Regions from separate parts of the Homo sapiens genome. Here region 1 is linked to region 2. Evidence: chromatin loops called from intact Hi-C (ENCODE). Cell type or tissue: PC-9. All regions are shown on one strand. Each heading gives the region's core, and the rest is flanking DNA. Links, peaks and the distances in the headings are about the cores only. Region 1 overlaps LOC102724945 (a long non-coding RNA gene). Region 2 overlaps EGLN3-AS1 (EGLN3 antisense RNA 1).

Region 1 (9,463 bases), core at 2,806-5,305, 55 kb before region 2:
TATATATATGTATTGCATTTTAACATCTCTGAAATCAGAATGTGTCTTGCAACTGATAAGGATTACAATCATTACAGGCAACAAACACACAGCTGTGTATGTCCAAGTGACTGGACTGGACAAATGTAACACTTTGGACATTTCAGTCAACAAAACACTTAAGCACTATTCAAGAAAGCACATGACTCCTGGGTATTGTCTGAAGACTTTCTATCAGTAAGTTTTAGAATGATCAAACAAGAGCCAACATCAAAACTTTCAGAGTGGGTGTCAATGACTTGGAAGAAACTCTTTGGGACATTAGTAGAGGTCTTGCTCTGTTGCCCAGCCTAGAGTGCAGTGGCAAGATCATAGCTCACTGCAACCTTGACTCCTAGGCTCAAGGGATCCTCCAACCTCAGCCTCCCAAGGAACTGGGACTGCAGGTGCACACCACCACACCCGGATAATTTTTATTTTTTTGTTTCTTGTAAAAACAAGGTCTTGCTATATTGCTCAGGCTTGGTCTTGAACTCCTGGGCTCAAGTGATCCTCCCACCTCGGCCTCCCAAAGTGTTGAGATTACAGGTGTGAGCCCCACACCCAGCTGAGAATTCTTTTAAGTAATGCTGATTTATCAATACTTTAGATGGAATAAGACACAATACTGTGATGGAAAAATAAGGATAAAGATAGTTTGAGTTAAAATGTAACTCTGAGAAGTTAGATTCTGAAAAATGTCAGATATATAGTATTTTGCTTGTATTTCATTTTTTATATGCACAAAAGTCTAAAAGAACTTTTTCAATACTTATGAAATAAACATTTTAAGTGATAAAGCATTATATCAACCTAATTAACAACACATTTTCTTCTGTCATTCATAAAATAATGGTGCATTTTACAATTGAATGGTGTCTCAAACTTGATGGTCGTTGTAGCTGTAGAGAAGGGTGAGATGATTGAAAGAGCATAAAATAAGTGGAGCAGAAGATCCAGAGGAAAATCTCTAGAAACATTACCAGGTAATTTGATAATATATATCTGAACCATAAAAATATTTATACTCCTTTATCCTGTTTTGGGTAATTCATTCCAAGGAAGTCATCTAAGAGGAGAAAAGAAAATAATTATATTAGGGGATGGTGGCTTACTTCCACGGGGAAGAAAATGGGCATGGACAGTAGTCTCAGAAGCTGGACTATGACCCTGAGTCCCAGCCCTCTACCACTGGCAAGGACACAGTGTTTGTGCCAAACTAGAGACATGGTCCATTGTTATTCAGAATGTAGTAGCAGCTCTGGTGAGCCAACAGCTTTGGTGTCCTGGTCATCTTTTTCTGTCTCCAAAAGGGTATGCAGAGCATCCTGACTGCTCTGTGTATCTCACATTTATTCTCACTGAGAGAGAGGAGGAAACTGGATCCATTTGATACCATCTAATATGGTGCCCTGCTATTGGGCAGTCTCTTGTAGAGCCTCTGCATGGGCCTTTCTCATGGACATGGCTGCCCTTTGGCCCAGGCACAGACCCCCTGGCTCAGTAGTAGTCATAGGAATGGCAGAGTCACATGCATAGAGCATAATGACTATGAAGAAAGACTTGGCTTCTTTCCCCAGAGGCAGGCTATGGGCATGGTGGGCACTTAGAATTTAGAGATTACCCAGACTACACAATTTGGGAAGAAGGGAAAGGGTGTACTTTTTATTGTAATAAAAAAAAAAGAAAGGAATCTAAATATCTGAAAATAGTGAAATGATTATTCCATTATTTTAGCACATTCACTCAATAGAATTGTATGCACATTTAAAGGGGACAATTCTGATTAACAAGAATAACAAGTAGCAAAATGGAAAAAGGAGACTATAATATTGAACATAGCTATGACTGAAATTTCATAAAAATATACATTATATGGAAAATTATAATAGTGAAGCAAATGGGATTATGAGTGACTATTTTCTCTATAGTTTGAATTTTGTGCAACATTTTTACATTATTTGATAATCATGATAGAGGTAGGAGAAAACATGATTTTAACAATTGTAGTTTATGAAATAAAGCCATCAATCCAACTTCCTAAAAGATGGACAATCTAGAGTTGCAAATTGCTAAACTATGAAATAATTAATAGAAACTATAGACAAGTGACCAATAAAAAGGTCTGACCTAAGTAAGTGGTGCTTTGAAATGGACTCAAAAAGACCCAGGCAGAATAATTCATTTCCCCTCATGTTTCTTTCATTAAAAGTAAATTTGTTTCCAGTGCAATCGTTCTTGCAAAAACCAAAATAGATTTTAATATCACTAATACTTTAAAACATCTTGACTTCTTCAAAGATCTCAAAGGATTTTCACACATAGTGAGCTTCTCTACCCTGGCGATTGGGTATAATTATCAGTCCCATTTTATGGAGGAGAAATTCGCAAAGACCTGTCTAAGATCTAGCATTGCTGAATAATAATTTTCCAGCTAGCAAAAGCTTATCAAGTTTTTTCAATAACTTTCCAGCTAGCTAAAGCTTAGATATCAAGTATCCCTGTATTTCTACATTTACCATTACTCTCTTTCATCAATGCATTAAAATTTTCTCTGCCTTCTTAAACAGGATATATTCAACATAATTTCACTTTTAAAATGGAGGGTTCTAGTTATTAAAATAAATATCAATAATTATATGCTAACTTACTTTATTACTTCATAGATTATTTAAATTTCTAATTATTGGTATGGAAAAATGGCCTCAGATACGATTTTTGCCTTTTGCATTGCTGAATCATTATTCCTGAATTTATGTATCAGGGTGTGTGTGTGGTGTGTGTGTGTTTGTGTGTATGAAACTATATACCCACTTCATCCATGTGGTCATAATGGAAAAAGCCGTAATTGGGAAATATGATCTGCTCCCACATAGGACCATAAATGTTTGGTACAGGAGTGGGCACATGACTGAAGATGTGCACGCATGAGCGCTCACAGACACACACACGCATACACACTCACACACACACACTCACACACTCACACACACTCGCATACACACACACTCGCATACACACACACAGTCGCATACGCACTCACCCACACACACACTCTCTCACACACACACACACTCAATCACACACCCACTCACACTCATATGCCATCCAGGCTCAGCAAGCCTGCCTTTCTTACCACTCCTCTTTAATTCTACTTCTGATTTGCCTTGGACATAGAGCCTAATAAGCAAGTTGTGTAAAATAAGAGTTTAAAACTTTTGTGCTAGGTACTTTTCTATATACAATTCTATATGCAAAATTATAAGCTTTGATATATGGCTATTCAGAGACTCTTTCATGGAGTGTTAAGATTGTTGGATAAAGAAGCCCCAATTAAAGGAAGGTTGAGAGATAGCTACGTGCTAGGCAAGGACATGATTATATTTGTGCTCCACTCCATAATTTCTGGAAAAGCTCCCTCATTTTATCTGGAATTGTTCACCCCCTCTATTCATATGATTATAATTGGAAAAGCCATGGTTGGGCAATGTGATCCCCTCTTCCCATAGGGTCATAGAGGTTTGGTACAGGAGTGGGCACATGACTGGCATTCAGTTTCTTCCCTGGACATTTGAAATAGGAAGGGAGGGAGGGAAGAAGAAGATCATTCTCTTTCCAAACGGCCAGACCTGTCAAATGACAATTCTGAGAGCTGTAGGTCATATTTCTGTCATGTGAACTTCAAGGCAGAAAAGGCAATAAGAGAGGATGGAGCAGACGCACAGAGATGAGAAATAAGGAGAAGCCTGACAGCCCCCGAGAGTCTGGGTCTAGTCCCTTCAGGAGGCCCAGCTAAATCTTTGCCCTTGGATTCCATGAGATACCCATGCATTCTGAGGGTGATATTCAAAATAGTTAATATGAAACTGGGGGAGAAAATTAGAACAGACAGGGCCAGACACCTGGTACATGGTTCTAGAAGTCCACTGCCATTCCACACGTTCCCTCTTTTGCCATGAAGTACAGAGAGCCTGAGAAATCCCCAAGTGGCTGAGGCAGACAGGAGGCATTTGGGGGTGTCAGAGTAATAGGAACAGAGGTATTTTACAATGTAAACAACCAGTATCCCCAAGCAAGTGCAACCGGCTATCAGCCCTGTCTGTATTCTTACAAGAAATGCTGCTAAGCTAGTTTTAGTGGTTTCTGATACAATTTTAAGAGTCCTAAAGAATATGATTTGTGCTGTGTCATGGTTTGCCATCTATTTTGCTGACCAAATTTGATGGTAACCTCATAAAGCCTCGGGAGCTGGAACAAACCTTGAAATAATTGTCTAGTTTCCTAACCAAATTTATTCTTCATCCTAATAATTTATTGCAAGGTAGAAAAAAAACTGTGTCTTGTAATTCAATATAAGCATCAGAAATACAACTTACAAATTAACTTTTTCTTATTACAATGTAATATATGTTCATTGTAGAAAAAAGTTAAAAATATAGGTGAAGAAAGCAAAAAATTTAACACTCACTTATTCAACCACCAGTTAAGGAATAAAAATCACTACTAACTCCTTTGTATATATCCTGATTTCATGTATTTATATAATTCCTAGTTTTTGAAAGAATAATTTTACATGGGAACCATATTTTACTTAATGTATTATGATCTTTCTTTCTACAAAATCCAGGTTATTTAAAAAAATCTCTAGTCCTATATTTCATTTCTTGGATGCTCAGGCATTAGAGGGAACAAGGAGGACAGAGCTTCAGTGTTATTTGAGGTGCAAGGTTTATGTAGCTCTTTACTCCTTGCTCACAGTCCAGATCTCATGAGAAAAGGCTGAAAAGGTTGACCTTATTTCCCGGCAGAATTACTCATGTTACCACTTTTACTTAGGATGCTACTTAGCTAGTTGTGTCTGACTATCTGAGAAAGGATGAATTTACACATTCAGCAGCAGACACACTGAAATCAACAAAGTCCATTATTTAATCTCCAACATTAGCTTCTCATTGCAGAATGAGGGGAAGACGAATGAGTTATGGAACTTCCTATATCACTTAGCTTCCTTCACTTTTATCCATTGGGAAGTAAAGTTTTTTCAGTAAGAAAAGCAGTTTGCATTTAATCACCAAGACATATATCCAGAGTATTGTGAAAGTGATACAAATTGCTGGTGTTACAGAGGATGTGCCAGGTCAAAGGAAGTGGCAGAATGGAGAAGAAATGGAGATGCCTGAGGATTCCAATGGAGAGGTCACAGACAAAGAGTCACAGTCACAGTAACAAATGTTGGTGAAGATGTTGAGAAACTGGAACCTTCATACACTGCTGGTGGGAATGTAAAATGATGCAACCACTCTAGAAAATAGTCTGGCAGTCCCTCAAAGTGTTAAACATGGGGTTATCATATGGCCTGGCAATTCCACTCCTACGTATATACCCAAAAGAATGAAAGCTTACATATACACAAAAGCATGTACACAAGTGTTCATAGTAGCGTCATTCATATAGCCAAACAGTAGAAATAATCCAAATGTTCATCAACTGATAAATGGGTAAACAAAAATGTAATTCAAACAGTGAAATATTATTAAGCTACAAAAAGGAATGAAGTGGCCAGGCACGGTGGCTCACGCCTGTAATCCCAGCCCTTTGGGAGGCTGAGGCAGGTGGATCACCTGAGGTTGGGAGGTTGAGACCAGCCTGACCAACATGGAAAAACCCCGTCTCTACTAAAAATACAAAATTAGCCAGGCATAGTGGCGCATGCCTGTAATCCCAGCTACTCTGGAGGCTGAGGCAGGAGAATCACTTGAACCCAGGAAGTGGAGGTTGCAGTGAGCTGAGATCGCACCATTGCACTCCAGCCTAGGCAACAAGAGCAAAACTCCATCTCAAAAAAAAAAAAAAAAAGGAATGAAGTATTGACACAGGCTATAATATGGATGAACCTTGAAAACATTATGCAAGTGAAAAAAGTCACGAAAAACTGCATGATTTCATTTATATGAAATGCCCAGAATGGGCAAATTTATAGAGATAGAAAGTAGATTAATGGGCTGGGAAAATAGAGGAGGGGAAATGGGATTGATTGCTAGTAGGTACAAGATTTCTTTTGGGGATAATGAAATGTTCTAAAATTAATTGTGGTGATAATTACACAACTCTTATCTGTTGTACTGTATATCCTAAATGGGTGAATTGTGTGGTATGTAAATTATATTTCAATAAAGATTTTTTAAAACAAGAGAGAAAGTTATACTTCCACAAGTCCATTTCACCTTCCTCAACTTCTCTGGCTGACATCAAGCCCGTTGTACCAAGATACCAGTCTAGAAATAGTAGTGTGGTCTTTCTGTACAATGTTCAACTGTGAGTCAGGGCTTTAAAACAAAGCCCAGATGATAGACCAATATAGCAAACCAAATTTAGTCCTTGTTAAAAAATACCACAAATGGAAATGTTAGCTTTAGGGCCTCATGAGCTATTGCAACATAGTTAAAATTACTATAGATATGAGATCCGTCAAATGGATCAAACATTTGCCAGTCCCTGATTTGAGTTAAAGTCTTCCAAAGATCATAAGAGAATACAAGAGTAGTTTTTTAAGGCCTCAGAAAACAAAAAAAAAAAAAAAAAAGGAAGGAAGAAAGGAATGAACAAGAGAAGGAAAGACAAACGAAGATGTTCACTAAACAAATAAGTTCACCAAAGGGCTCAAATGCATTCTTCTTCTTCTTCTTCTTCTTCTTCTTCTTCTTCTTCTTCTTCTTCTTTTTTTCTGCTTGCCTTGCCTTGTCTTTCTAAAAGAATTGAATGGTCCTGGTGTTCAGGGCCCATGGGCCCCCTTTTGAGTTCTTCCATGGCATTTATACGGCCCTGTGAGAGTGAATTCTAATGACCTAAGGCCCTGCATAATCCAGCTTGTGCTCACAACTTGCTTCATCTCATTCCACAGCTGCCTGTGCACACCCCGCTCCCACACACCGGCTCCTTCCATTCCTCACATCTGCCAGGATCCCCTGACCTCAGGGCCTCTTACCATACTGGTCCCTCTGCCTGAATGCTCTTCCACACTCTTTTCATGGTTCCCTTGTTTTCATCCTTTAGGTCTTAGCTTAAATGTCATCTGTCAGAGAGGCCCTCCCTCACCACTGCATATGAATTAAGTAGGTTCCCGTGACAGTCTCTCATCTCATCCAATCAGTTTACTTCATAGTATTTATTGCAACAACATTCCACAAATAATTATGCAGTCCCTGCTTATGCACTTGGGTACTGTTTTAGGTGCTGGGGATACAGCAGTGTACAAAACAATTCAATCCGATTTGTTGTTTCTTGCTTCTTCGTTGTCTTCCCCATGAATCTAGAACTTCTTTGTAAGCAGGCACTGGCTGCAAGGGGAGACAGCATGGTGAAGTAATCTTGAGCAACAACTCCAAGCCAGAGCCTTGGTTAGAATCCTGGCTCTTATTACTTGGCCAAATGAATTAATTGCTCTGAACCTCAGTTTCCCCATCTGTAAAACAGGCATAGTGACAGTACCTTCTTCTTGGGGTTCTTATGAGGACTGCACAAGTTAGCATGGTTTAGTCACTTGGAATAATGCTTGGCAAATAGTAATCCCTATAAATATGTTTGTTAAAGTTTTTTGATTGTTGGACCAATACAGTACCTAACAAATAGTTGGTTTTTAGTTAAATGAATTAATAAATTGTGGTGCCTGCAGTTAAGCCTACATTTATAAGCAAGCCAAACAAGAAGACAGAGCAGATCAGCAAGAATAAAAGGCTCCCTTTCCTCTTGGAACTATTTATTGGAAGAAAGCCTTTGGTTTTATAGATAGAATGTGACATTTTTGGTCAACTCCAAAGAAGTGGCAGGATTTTCTTTGGAATTTGCTGGAAATATTGTGGTTGTTTTCTACTGAAAGAGGTTCTGGGGCTTTCCAGGGAGGAAGGGCTGTCAGCTCCAGCTGAGTCTGTCATCTGGCTTCCACTGTCACATGAAAGAAACTATCTGTCTCCAGGAGTTGGTGGAAGAATCACAAAGACACTTCCGTACTTATCCTCGATTTCTCCTGTCCTCTTCTCATTGCATACATCTACAATTTCTAATTTGATATATTTGTCCACTAGAAAATCAAGGTTGAGTTGTGAAGGAGCTAAATGCAAACTATTCTGATGGCATTCCCAGTAGCTCCTTCCAGTGAACGTTAGCTATCACATGTATGAAACGCAGCGCGTCAGCACCTGAATGTTCTGTATGTGCAAACTGCCAGGAAAGACAAAATCAAATAGAAGAATGATGATTCAAGTAATCAAAGCCATTGGGAGCCATTGGCAGGTATTTACCAGGATCCTACTAAGCTCTGGCATTTTTGAAGATGCCATGGGAAAGACCAAAAATACAAGAAAACAACACATTTTGCCACAGATTTGCCTTTAAGAAGTCAATAGTCTGTTTGGCTCAAAATTTTCATACATCAAAATGGGGGAAGTTTTATAAAGACGTATATATATATGTGTGATAGGCAGAATAATTCCCTCCCCAACTCCGTCCCCGCAAAGATGCCCACATCCTAGTTCCAGGAACTGTGAATATGTTAGGTTACATGGCAAAGGGGAAATTAAAGTTGCAAATGCAGTTAAAATTGCTACATCCATTGACCTTAACATGAGGAGATTATCTTGGATTATCCAGTGAGCCCACTCTAATCACAAGAATCCTTAAAAGTGGAAGAGGGAGGCAGAGGAAGAGAGCTAGAGAAAGAGATACGACTAACGACTATGGGAGTGGGATAAAGAGGTTATATTGCTGGCTTTGACGATGGAGGAAGGGGACCTCAGCAAAGGAGGGCAGGCCACCTCCAAAAGGCGGAAAAGGAAAGGAAACAGATTCTTCTTTAGAGCTTCCAGAGGGAACTCATCCATCCTGCCATCTGGATTTTAGCCCTGTTCAACTTCTGACCTGCAGAACTGCAAGATAATAAATTTGTGTTGTTTTGAGCTACAAAGTTTGTGACAATTTGTTAAAGCAGCAATAAAAAACTAATACAACATATCATAAAATCCTAAATTGAGTAGTATGAGAAAATAAATTAGGAAGCAGAAAGAGAGCAATGCTGGCTATAGTTAAAGAAAATGACAGAGTGAGTGCGGTTTGAGATTGCTGTTTTCACAGCTTGTAGGACAAATGTGGAAAGACAAAAGCTGAGAAAGGATATGTATCAAATCCACAATATCATGAAGGGAGCAGAGATTTTTTTTTTTTTTTTTTTTTTGCTAAACCCCAGATTATCAGAATCAGGAAGCACCTCTCTGAAACTTGAAAGAGGGAGCTTTAGGATGATGGAGAGGAGGGAAACAGAAAGGAAGAGAGTGGGGAAGAAGGAAGCAAGGAAAGAAAAAAAAGAGAGAGACGGGAGGAAGGAACTGCTTTATGCAATTTAAGACCTTTTTATCCTTTAACAGAACAGAAGCTGAAAATATTAAAAGCTTTA
Region 2 (9,463 bases), core at 4,294-6,793:
CTGGTGAGGCCTCAGGAAGCTTCCAATCATGGCGGAAGAGAAGACGTGTTATGTGATGAGAGGTAGCAAGAGAGAGAGGAGAAGGTGCCAGGCTGTTTTAAACAACCAGCTCTCCTGTGAACTCACAGACTGGGAACCCTCTCAATACCATGGGGAGGGCACCAAGCCATTCATGAGGGATCACACACCTCCCTCCAGGCCCTACCTCTAACACTGGGATCACATTTCAACATGAGATCTGGAGGGGACAAACATCAAAACCCTATCCAATCTCAAGGGCCCTTTTTTTGCCCAGTAAAGATTATTAAGAGCTACTTTAATTTTTAAAACTTAATCTTCAATCTATGTAAATTACTAATTTAAAATCTTAGGTTCTGCCTTAGGATTTTAAGTTTAATATAGAAATATTATTACTCTTTATAAATATAACAATTGTTGGGGGGAGGGATAGCATTGGGAGATATACCTAATGCTAGATGACGAGTTAGTGGGTGCAGCGCACCAGCATGGCACATGTATACATATGTAACTAACCTGCACAATGTGCACATGTACCCTAAAACTTAAAGTATAATATAAAAAAAGAAAAAGAAAAGTAGAAACAGGTGAGATTTATTATAATAAAACATTTTATTTAACCAGAAAAAAATATATATATATATAAATATGACAATTGTTAACAATCACTTTTTTTTTTTTTTTTTTTTTTGAGACAGAGTCTCCCTCTGTTGCCCAGGCTGGAGTACAGTGGCACGATCTCGACTCACTGCAATCTCCACTTCCCAGGTTCTAAGCAATTCTCCTGCCTCAGCCTCTGGAGTAGCTAGGATTACAGGTGCCCACAGCCATGCCTGGCTAATTTTGTATTTTTGGTAGAGATGGGGTTTCACCATGTTGGCCAGGCTGGTCTCAAACTCCTGACCTCAGGTGATCCACCCTCCTCGGCCTCCCAAAGTGTTGGGATTACAGGCGTGAGCCACAGTGCCCGGCCAACAATCACTTTTAAGAGGGCTTTTTAATTAAATGTTAGGTCCCATTTATAAATTTAGTTTATAAAACTCATTCAAATATTTTATATCGTTTATATATTTAATATATTTTATTTCTCTCATGTCAGTTGTCTAAAAACTTCTTATAGCTCTAACAAATTAAGCTTTAAAATGTGAAAAACCATATTCTCTCAAGAATCCCAATACTGATCGCAATTTTAGAATGTCTTTTAATTTAAAATTAGAAAACTAAATCAATTTCTTAATTACATATTTTGTTTGGCATCAAAAGGATGATTGTTATTCTAATGGGTCAGTTTCCCTTAAATATTACAAATACTTAAAAAACCAAATGTGTATAACAAAAATATTATGAATTTGATTCTCTTAAACATTTCTTCATTTTTTTCTAAATTTTTGCAGGATTAAAAATGCTTACCCCATAAGGAAACAATCACGTCATTTTAAACACTCTTGGGTTACCTTCCCAAGCAATTTTGTGGGTTCCATCTCAGCTATATTAGGTTTGCTACCAATCTCAGATCCCTGCCTCTATCCCGCTGTAGTGTTCAGGCCTGTTTCTGAGTTGCCTTGTCTCATAGCCTTCCTCCCATCCTGATGCTTTTCTCCCAAATCACCACTTGGTTGATTTCAACTAATGTATAATACTTGCTGCTCCATTCTGTTCTGATTTTTCTTTCTTTTTCTTTTTTTTTAAGACAGAGTTTCGCTCTTGTTGCCCAGACTGGAGTGCAGCGGCGCAATCTTGGCTAACTGCAACCTCCGCCTCCCAGCTTAAAACAATTTTCATGCCTCAGCCTCCTGAGTAGCTGGGATTACAAGTATGCGCCACCATGCCCAGCTAATTTTGGATTTTTAATAGAGATGGGGTTTCACCATGTGGGTCAGGCTGGTCTCGAACTCCTGACCTCAGGTGATCCACCTGCCTCAACCTTCCAAAGGGCTGGGATTCCAATTTATTTTTCTATTCATCCTATTGGCACCACAGTGCTTACAGACATTTCAATGCCATCCTAAGGAATTCCTCACTGAGATTTGTCTAACTCAGTTTTGTTTTCACAGTTCCAAGTTCATGCCGCTGTTGGGTAGAAGAAGGCAGGGAGAGAAGACAGAGTAGGTAAAGAGCATTTCCATTTCTGACTGGCTTTCCCCATGGCACCCTCCTGTCAATAAGGATCAGGGGACCAAGCACAGAATGTATCACTGCCCCTGCACTCTTTCTCCATCATGGGGTCATCACAGTCGCCTCTCATCTGCCTGACCTCAGGATTTTCCCTGCAGAGTCCTGAAGACTTTACCAGGGGCCAGGCAACCCAAGAAACAGTTTACCAAGCCAAAGGTCAGTGAGTGATTTTGCTCATGCTCTCACATTCTCTCCATCGTTCTCTCTCTCTCTCACACACACACACGCATACACACACACACACACACACACACACACACACTCCCCTAATCCTCTGTGGCTCCAAACACAGGCTCAAAATTATTCCTGTCAACCTTTGTGAGGTCAGGCACTTCCTAAGCAGATGCTGCTAATTCTATCATATCCTTCAGCTGTCGGCAATGACGTTGCCTAGCCTATTTCCTTTTTGGTCTGCTTTTATAGCACTCTTACTTGAATATCAAATAGCTTTTTGTACCAAGGCAGCCAAGTTGAACGTCTAGTTTAAAACAGACAATTTTGGGGGTGGGGGAATAATTTTGTATAAACATAATAGCCTTAGGCAAGTCTCCTTCTTCCAACCAGAGGCTGTTGTGGTGCAGTGAAAGAGCACTGGACACGGAGGGGGAGATGTGGGCCCCATTTCAATAGCTGCTACAAACTCTGCCTTTTGGGCCTAATTCTGTGAGCATCAGTTCCTTCACCTGTGATATCACTGACACGGACATGGGAGCAATTGCTAAAGTCATTGCCAAGAGTAGATTTAAAAGCACATGAAACACTAGAAGTCTTTTCTTCTGTGGCCTCCAGTATCTCACATGCTCCTAGTTTCCTTTAGTCTCACCGCCTGGTCCTCCTCAGTCTCTTTGCTGGTTCCTCTCCTCTCCCCAACCTCTGAATATTGGGCTCAACCCTTGGACTTCTGCTTTCCTTCTCTCCTTGCTCCACTGGTGATCTTATCCAGTAGCATGGGTTTTAATATCATCTGTAGGCTGATGACTCCCACATTCACATCTCCAGCCCAGGATTCTCTGAATTCCAAGCTCATACTTCTACCAGCCTATTCATCATCTCAACTTGGGTGCCAAATATGCACCTCAAACTATACATTCTAAACCTGCTCGCCTGCAGTCTTTCCTAGTTTAGCTCATGGCAATTTCATCCTTCTGGTTGATTGGATCCAAAATCATAGAGTCATTCATGACTCATCTCTTTCATACCTCCCATCCTTCCATTCCATCACCAACTTTGAGTTCTATCTTCAAAAGATAATGTAAATTAGACTGTTTTTGCATCACCAACTACTGCCCTGAGGCAAGACAACATGAAATCTCACCTAGATTCTTGCTGGAGTTTCCTAAGTGGTATCCTTGGTTCTGCCCTCACTCCCTTCCACTCTCCTCGGTCTGTTTTCAAACAGCAGATGCAGTGATCGTGTTAAACTACACATTAGATCATGTCACTCCTCTCCTCAAAACCCTCCAATTTCTACCCATCACATTCAAGGAAATTACTGTTATGTATCACTTACTATAAAATGAGGATCACGATAATACCTACTTCATAGAGTTGTTGTGAGGATTTAAAAAGTCAGTATATGTGGACGGGCGCGGTGGCTCACGCCTGTAATCCCAGCACTTTGGGAGGCCGAGGCGGGCGGATCACGAGGTCAGGAGATCAAGACCATCTTGGCTAACATGGTGAAACCCCGTCTCTACTAAAAAGACAAAAAAATTAGCCGGGTGTGGTGGTGGGCGCCTGTAGTCCCAGCTACTCGGGAGGCTGAGGCAGGAGAATGGCGTGAACCCAGAAGGCGGAGCTTGCAGTGATCCGAGATGGCGCCACTGCACTCCAGCCTGGGGCGACAGAGCGAGACTCCGTCTCAAAAAAAAAAAAAGACTTTGGAGGTATGCACTATTATACCCATTTTACAGTTGAGGAAACTGCATTACAGAGAGATTAAATAAATAAGCTCCCCAAAGTCACATAGCTAGGGAATGGTAGAACCAGGCTTCTGCTGCAGGCACTTGGCCTCCATGCCCTGTTCTTTCGCTACACTGCCTCATCAGTAAGCCTTCTTCCAGGACACGCTCTACATGCTGAATAGTACCCCCATCATATGGAGGGAAAATTAATTTACTTGACCAATTCCTCACAAAGTCCTCTGATCATTCCAAGGGCTCTAACTTAAGCTAACAAATTCATTTACTCAACAAATACTATTGAACGACAAGGTACTAGGCATTGAAGACACACCAATGAACAACCAAAAAATGGACACAAAGTTCTGTCTTCATGGAGTTTACATTCTGTTAAAAGTACTTTTTATAATGGAAGCATCACTAGAGACCTGACTTGCCTACTGAGTAATTGCTTTTCTCTGCCGAGGTGAACAGGCTCAGCTTCATTCATTTGGCGCATCTTGTGGCCAAAGCACTTGGCTAACATCTGTGGGAGGAACAGAAATGATTCAGACATGGACTTTGCTCAGGGAAGGTTGTATATTACGATGTGCCTGGGTATCTCAGCAGCAGTACTTGTTGAACATGTTCCTGGGTCTGTCCTGTGCTCTCTCATTTAACATCTAAGCTCCCTAAGGGGGAAGAACATTCTTGTGGTTTCCTTTTTCTCTGCCCACAGAGCCTAGAAGAGTGCTTTAAATACTTTGGCTTTGCAGTTTATGTTCTTTATTGAGTACCAACTTTTAGAAAGATTCCTCAAAAATCTATTTGGCCATAAATTTTGCTCCCCACTCTTCTGTCTTTGATACCACATTTATTCCATCAGCAGACAAAAGAGAACTAAGACTATAAGAGCTACCTCTTATAATTGTTAATATTTTCATTGTCCTTTCCCTAATTAATTTTAACTATTTTAACCATTTAGCCACTTGGATGGAGGAACCCTGGTAGTCTACGGAATAGTCACGTCAAAGACTGATTGCCCCCCACCACCCCCAGCCAACACACACACACTTTAAACCCTTCAGTGATTTCTCACTGTTCTTAGGAAAAACAGCCAAATCTTCAGCAAGGTCTCCAATGTACAAGGTTCTGAGTGGCCTGGCTGTGCCTGCCCCTCGGCCTTTCCCCGCAGCGTCATGAGTCATCTTGCTCTGGGCACTGCAACCACAGGGCCTGTTTGTGGATTCCAAACACTCCTGGTCCATCCTGCTGCAGGGCATTTGCATGTGCAGTTCCTGCTTCCTAGAAAGCCTTTTCTTCTTCATCCTTTAGACTCAACTCAATCATTACTTCCTTAGACAAGCCTTCACTGGCCCCGGGGCCCCGACTCCACCCAGCATCATATCTTCTCATAGCATCAGCACCTCTCCTTCAGGCCCCTCTTCAGCTGTTCCTTCATCCCAGGTGTAATTTTACTTGTGTAGGTGGAAATATGTTATTAATGTATTTCTCCTCCACTATGCTTCATGAGTACAAAGACCATTTCTGATTTTTCTCACCATTGTATATCCAGAGCTGGGCACAGTGCTTGAAACTAAAAAAAAAACAAAAAATTACTCACTCAACAACCATATAATGAGCACCTTCTGTGTGCCTGGCCCTGTTCTAAGCCCTGGGAATACAACAGTGAAAAGCCAAAGTCCCTGCCTTCCTGGAGCTTATATTCTAGTTTTGGATAAGAGACAATAAACAAATAAGCAAGATGACTGCAAGGAAGGGTAAGTGTTATGGAGAAAGTACTTCTGAAGGGAACAGGATGTGAGCACTGGGGACAGGGTAGGATAGTATCTCAGATAATGGTCAGGAAAGGCCTTTACAGGGATCTGGCATATGAGCCGAGTCCTGGGTACTCTGAAGGGGGGACTGAATTTTATTGCAAAAGTTAGGACAGTCCCAGGCAAATCAGGACAGTTGATCACCTTGTTGATCATAGTATGCTGCCTGCTTCAGCCACTCACCCAGAAAATGATTCTCTCACACCTTCTAAATTTCATTTCCAGAAACACTCCTTCATGAGAATTAACACAGCTTAGAACACAGTAAATGCTTTGTAATGATGAGGAGACTTCCCAGGAATCCACACCCACTAACTTTAGGAGCAGTCCTGCCTTTGGGATTCCCAGTCAAAACCAGGCCCTCTCCTGCAACCCTCCCACTCTCAGAGTCCCATACTTGGATTTCCATGTGGATGGAATCCACCCAGCAGGAAAAGCTCATTTCCTCCCTCCATCTGGCTCACTCTCCCAGCCTGGAATCTTCCCCCACAATATCCCTTGGCAGACTCCTCTTCTGCACTCCCTCCTGGCTGGCTCAACTTCCGGCCAGTTCCACCCAATAATAAACTACCTGTAATGAACCACAGAGCAGCAGATCCCTCCAGTGGTCCTCCTGCTCCTTGGGGCACACACTTGAGCAGGCCCTGCTTCAACAATTGGCAGCTGCCCGCTTGGCGCAAGCACTCACACAAATTCTTCCTTACTCTCATTAGTCTAAACTAGGTCTTTATTTAATGGATTTAGAAACAGTTCACTGGCTAACCTGATTTTTTGTTTCATCTCCAGTCAAATTCCCAAGCCACTGTTGAAAGCTTCCCTTTTTATCTTCGCCCCTTTCCCAGCCCCAACTCTCCCCTCACCAACTGTATGAGCAACATTAGCACCTACGTCATTGAGATATTAGAAGGATTTAACCGAATTAATATACACAAAGCACCTAGAACAGTCACCAGCACACAGTAGCCCTTCACGTGAATGTATTCAATGAATGAAATGCTAGCCCTTATTATTGTCCCTGAGATCTGAGAGTCATTTGTGCCTTGATAGTAAGTAGCTGCCTGCTATGATTTTATTTGAAGAGACAAATTATCCTGTTGCCCAAATGCTCCCCCAGCAAACTTAAAAGTCCTGCAACCAGCATCTGTATTTAAAAAGAGCACGTGAGGTCAGGCACGGTGGCTCAAGCCTGATTTCCTAGCACTTTGGGAGGCTGAGGCTGGTGGATTACTTGAGGCCAAGAGTTCAAGACCAGTCTGGGCAACATGGTGAAACCCCATCTCTACTAAAAATACATAAATTAGCCAGGCTTGGTGGTGCATGCCTGTAATCCCAGCTACTTGGGAGGCTGAGGCACAAGAATTACTCGAACTGAGATTGTGCCACTGCACTCCAGTCTGGGTGACAGAGCAAGATTCTGTCTCAAAAAAAAAAAAAAAAAAAAGAAAGAAAGAAAGAAAAAGAAAAGAAAAGAAAAAAAAAAAAGCACATGAGAAGGATGGGAAACATTACAACAATTTCCCATTTTTCTCCCCAGAAGAGTTTATTAGATTAAATAGAAGTAGAATACTAAGGACTATAGCTGGATGGGGAGGACAGAGTTTGAGGCTTGTTTAGAAAAGAAGGTCAGAAGCTCTCACTGTAAGGAGGGGAGGCATCATGAGAGCATTGGACTCTTGACGGGGTGAAGGGAGTAAAGCTGAGGGCATGGAGAAGTGGAAGGGGTGTGGAGAGGAGCGATTACAAAGACAAAATTCAGCTAAGTTAATGGAGCCAGGTCCTTTCCTAAAGCCACATCTTCCCTCCCCAACTCTGCCCCAATCAAGACTAGACTACATACTGCAGGCATCCTACTCAAGAGAAAAGAGCCTGGATTTTCAAGCCACCATAAACTCAGAGCAACTCCCAGTCCTACCATTTACCAGTTGACTAAGTTCATTGACCCTTCTGAACCATGGATTCCTCTTCTATAAAAACAAAACAGAAACAAAAACTCTCAAAACAAAGTTGTGAGGATTCAGTAAGATAAGGCAGGTGATAGGCCAGCTAAGTGCCCAGCTTCTAGGAGGTGCTCAGATCGCTTAGTTTTTCAGCCAGCTTTCTGACCTCACACTAAGTCCACAGCCTCTTGCGCTTTTTCCTATCTAGTTTTTACATGTAATTTATTACATTCAATTCAATTCAACAGAGATTTTATAGAATGCCAAGCACTAAACTCTGGGGATACCAGAGGATCAGGTCCCCTTGCTCCCCATGGCCCCCCAAAACTTGTAGCCTATATAGGAGACTAAAGATTAAATATGCAGTTACAAATGAACAATGAACATTCCAATAAGGGAAATACAGGAGCTGTCAGAACACAGCTCTCACATTACACAATAGATGTAAAATGAGCTCTATGTCATTTATGCTAAATGTCAAGACACAGGAATTAAGCACTTCCACAATAAAAATCTAGGTGGATACCTCAGTAGAGCAGATTTTTATGTTGGTGGTAGTTTCCAAAGTTAGCACATAACTGAAAGCAGTCACTTGAAAAAAAATCCCTTAAATTATCCATAAAATAGTGTATACATGGTTTTCGTGTACAAGTATGCATTGCTGTGTGTATGTAAATACGTAATAATCTACACAACAGATAATTGACAAAGAATAAATATGCAAAATATAAGTTTACAGATTTTACTACACAGAAGAAACCAAAAGTGAAATTAGAAAAAGTTTGCAAAATCAATGTTCTAAAAACTTCCAGTGGAAATGCATGTTTTGTTTTGATAACAAATTCTAAAGGGCCAGGACACAGCTGCAAGGCCAAGCACATTCACACTCTTCAACCACCCTGGGCTTTTTAAAAGTGTGAATAAAGGCAGTAGCTTCAGAAAATCATTCTTTGGTTCTCTTAGTTGTTAGACTTCTGTAGGAGCCTGTCAATCTTACAGAGTATTAATAGAAAGAAAATTACCACCCCACCCCACCCCCCCCCCCCGCAAAAAAAACCTTATTGCCTTTTATTTTTGGACAGGTTATGGAATCACAAAATCTCAAGGTTGTAAGGGAACCGAAAGAGCACTGGTCCAACCTGTCATCATATGTTTCAATCCCTCCCAAGGGATCAAACAGTCTCTACTTAGATATTTCCAGTAGCTAGAAACTACCCCTTCCATCTTAGAACACCTCCAGCAGTAATTTAAATGCACAATTGCTTCAAAAATTTAATACATCAAAATTATGTGTTGCAGGAAGATCTTCCTGGCAGGGATTCACTTTAAAAGTATTATGAAGAATTTACTCTGCAATATTCTTAGTGTATAAAAGGGTCATACAGACTAATAAGAAAATCGCTAAGATCTCAATAGATAAGAAAAAATGTAAATCATCACATTTGTATTTAAAAGTTCAGTCAGCTGGGCGCAGTGGCTCACTCCTGTAATCTCAGCACTTTGGGAGGCCGAGGTGGGCGGATCACCTGAGGTCGCGAGTTTGAGACCAGCCTGACCAACATGGAGAAACCCCATCTCTACTGAAAATACAAAATTAGCTGAGTGTGGTGGTGTG

Evidence for each region. Hi-C counts contacts between places; a loop is a spot of excess contacts. Peaks named below come from ENCODE experiments on the same cell type or tissue, not always from the same donor. Only the 100,000 strongest peaks of a DNase experiment are listed, where the experiment ranks them.
Region 1: a loop joins it to region 2, with 2.9 times the contacts of the local background. A loop is called at or near these places in 6 of 110 quality-filtered maps.

The regions. Positions count from the first base shown.
Region 1 is chr14:33,993,640-34,003,102 of GRCh38, forward strand. The region is part of intron 5 of LOC102724945 (a long non-coding RNA gene); the gene reads right to left. Among named protein-coding and RNA genes, the nearest start is that of EGLN3-AS1, 42 kb to the right of the region's middle. In PC-9, for the core only: no CTCF peak of the experiment used is centred there; a DNase peak (open chromatin) is centred at 4,122; H3K27ac peaks cover 1,521 bases.
Region 2 is chr14:34,047,478-34,056,940 of GRCh38, forward strand. All of the region lies in intron 2 of EGLN3-AS1 (EGLN3 antisense RNA 1), which reads left to right. The region is part of intron 5 of LOC102724945 (a long non-coding RNA gene); the gene reads right to left. Among named protein-coding and RNA genes, the nearest start is that of EGLN3-AS1, 12 kb to the left of the region's middle. RefSeq lists an enhancer at 7,807-7,856. In PC-9, for the core only: no CTCF peak of the experiment used is centred there; DNase peaks (open chromatin) are centred at 4,684 and 5,314; H3K27ac peaks cover 872 bases.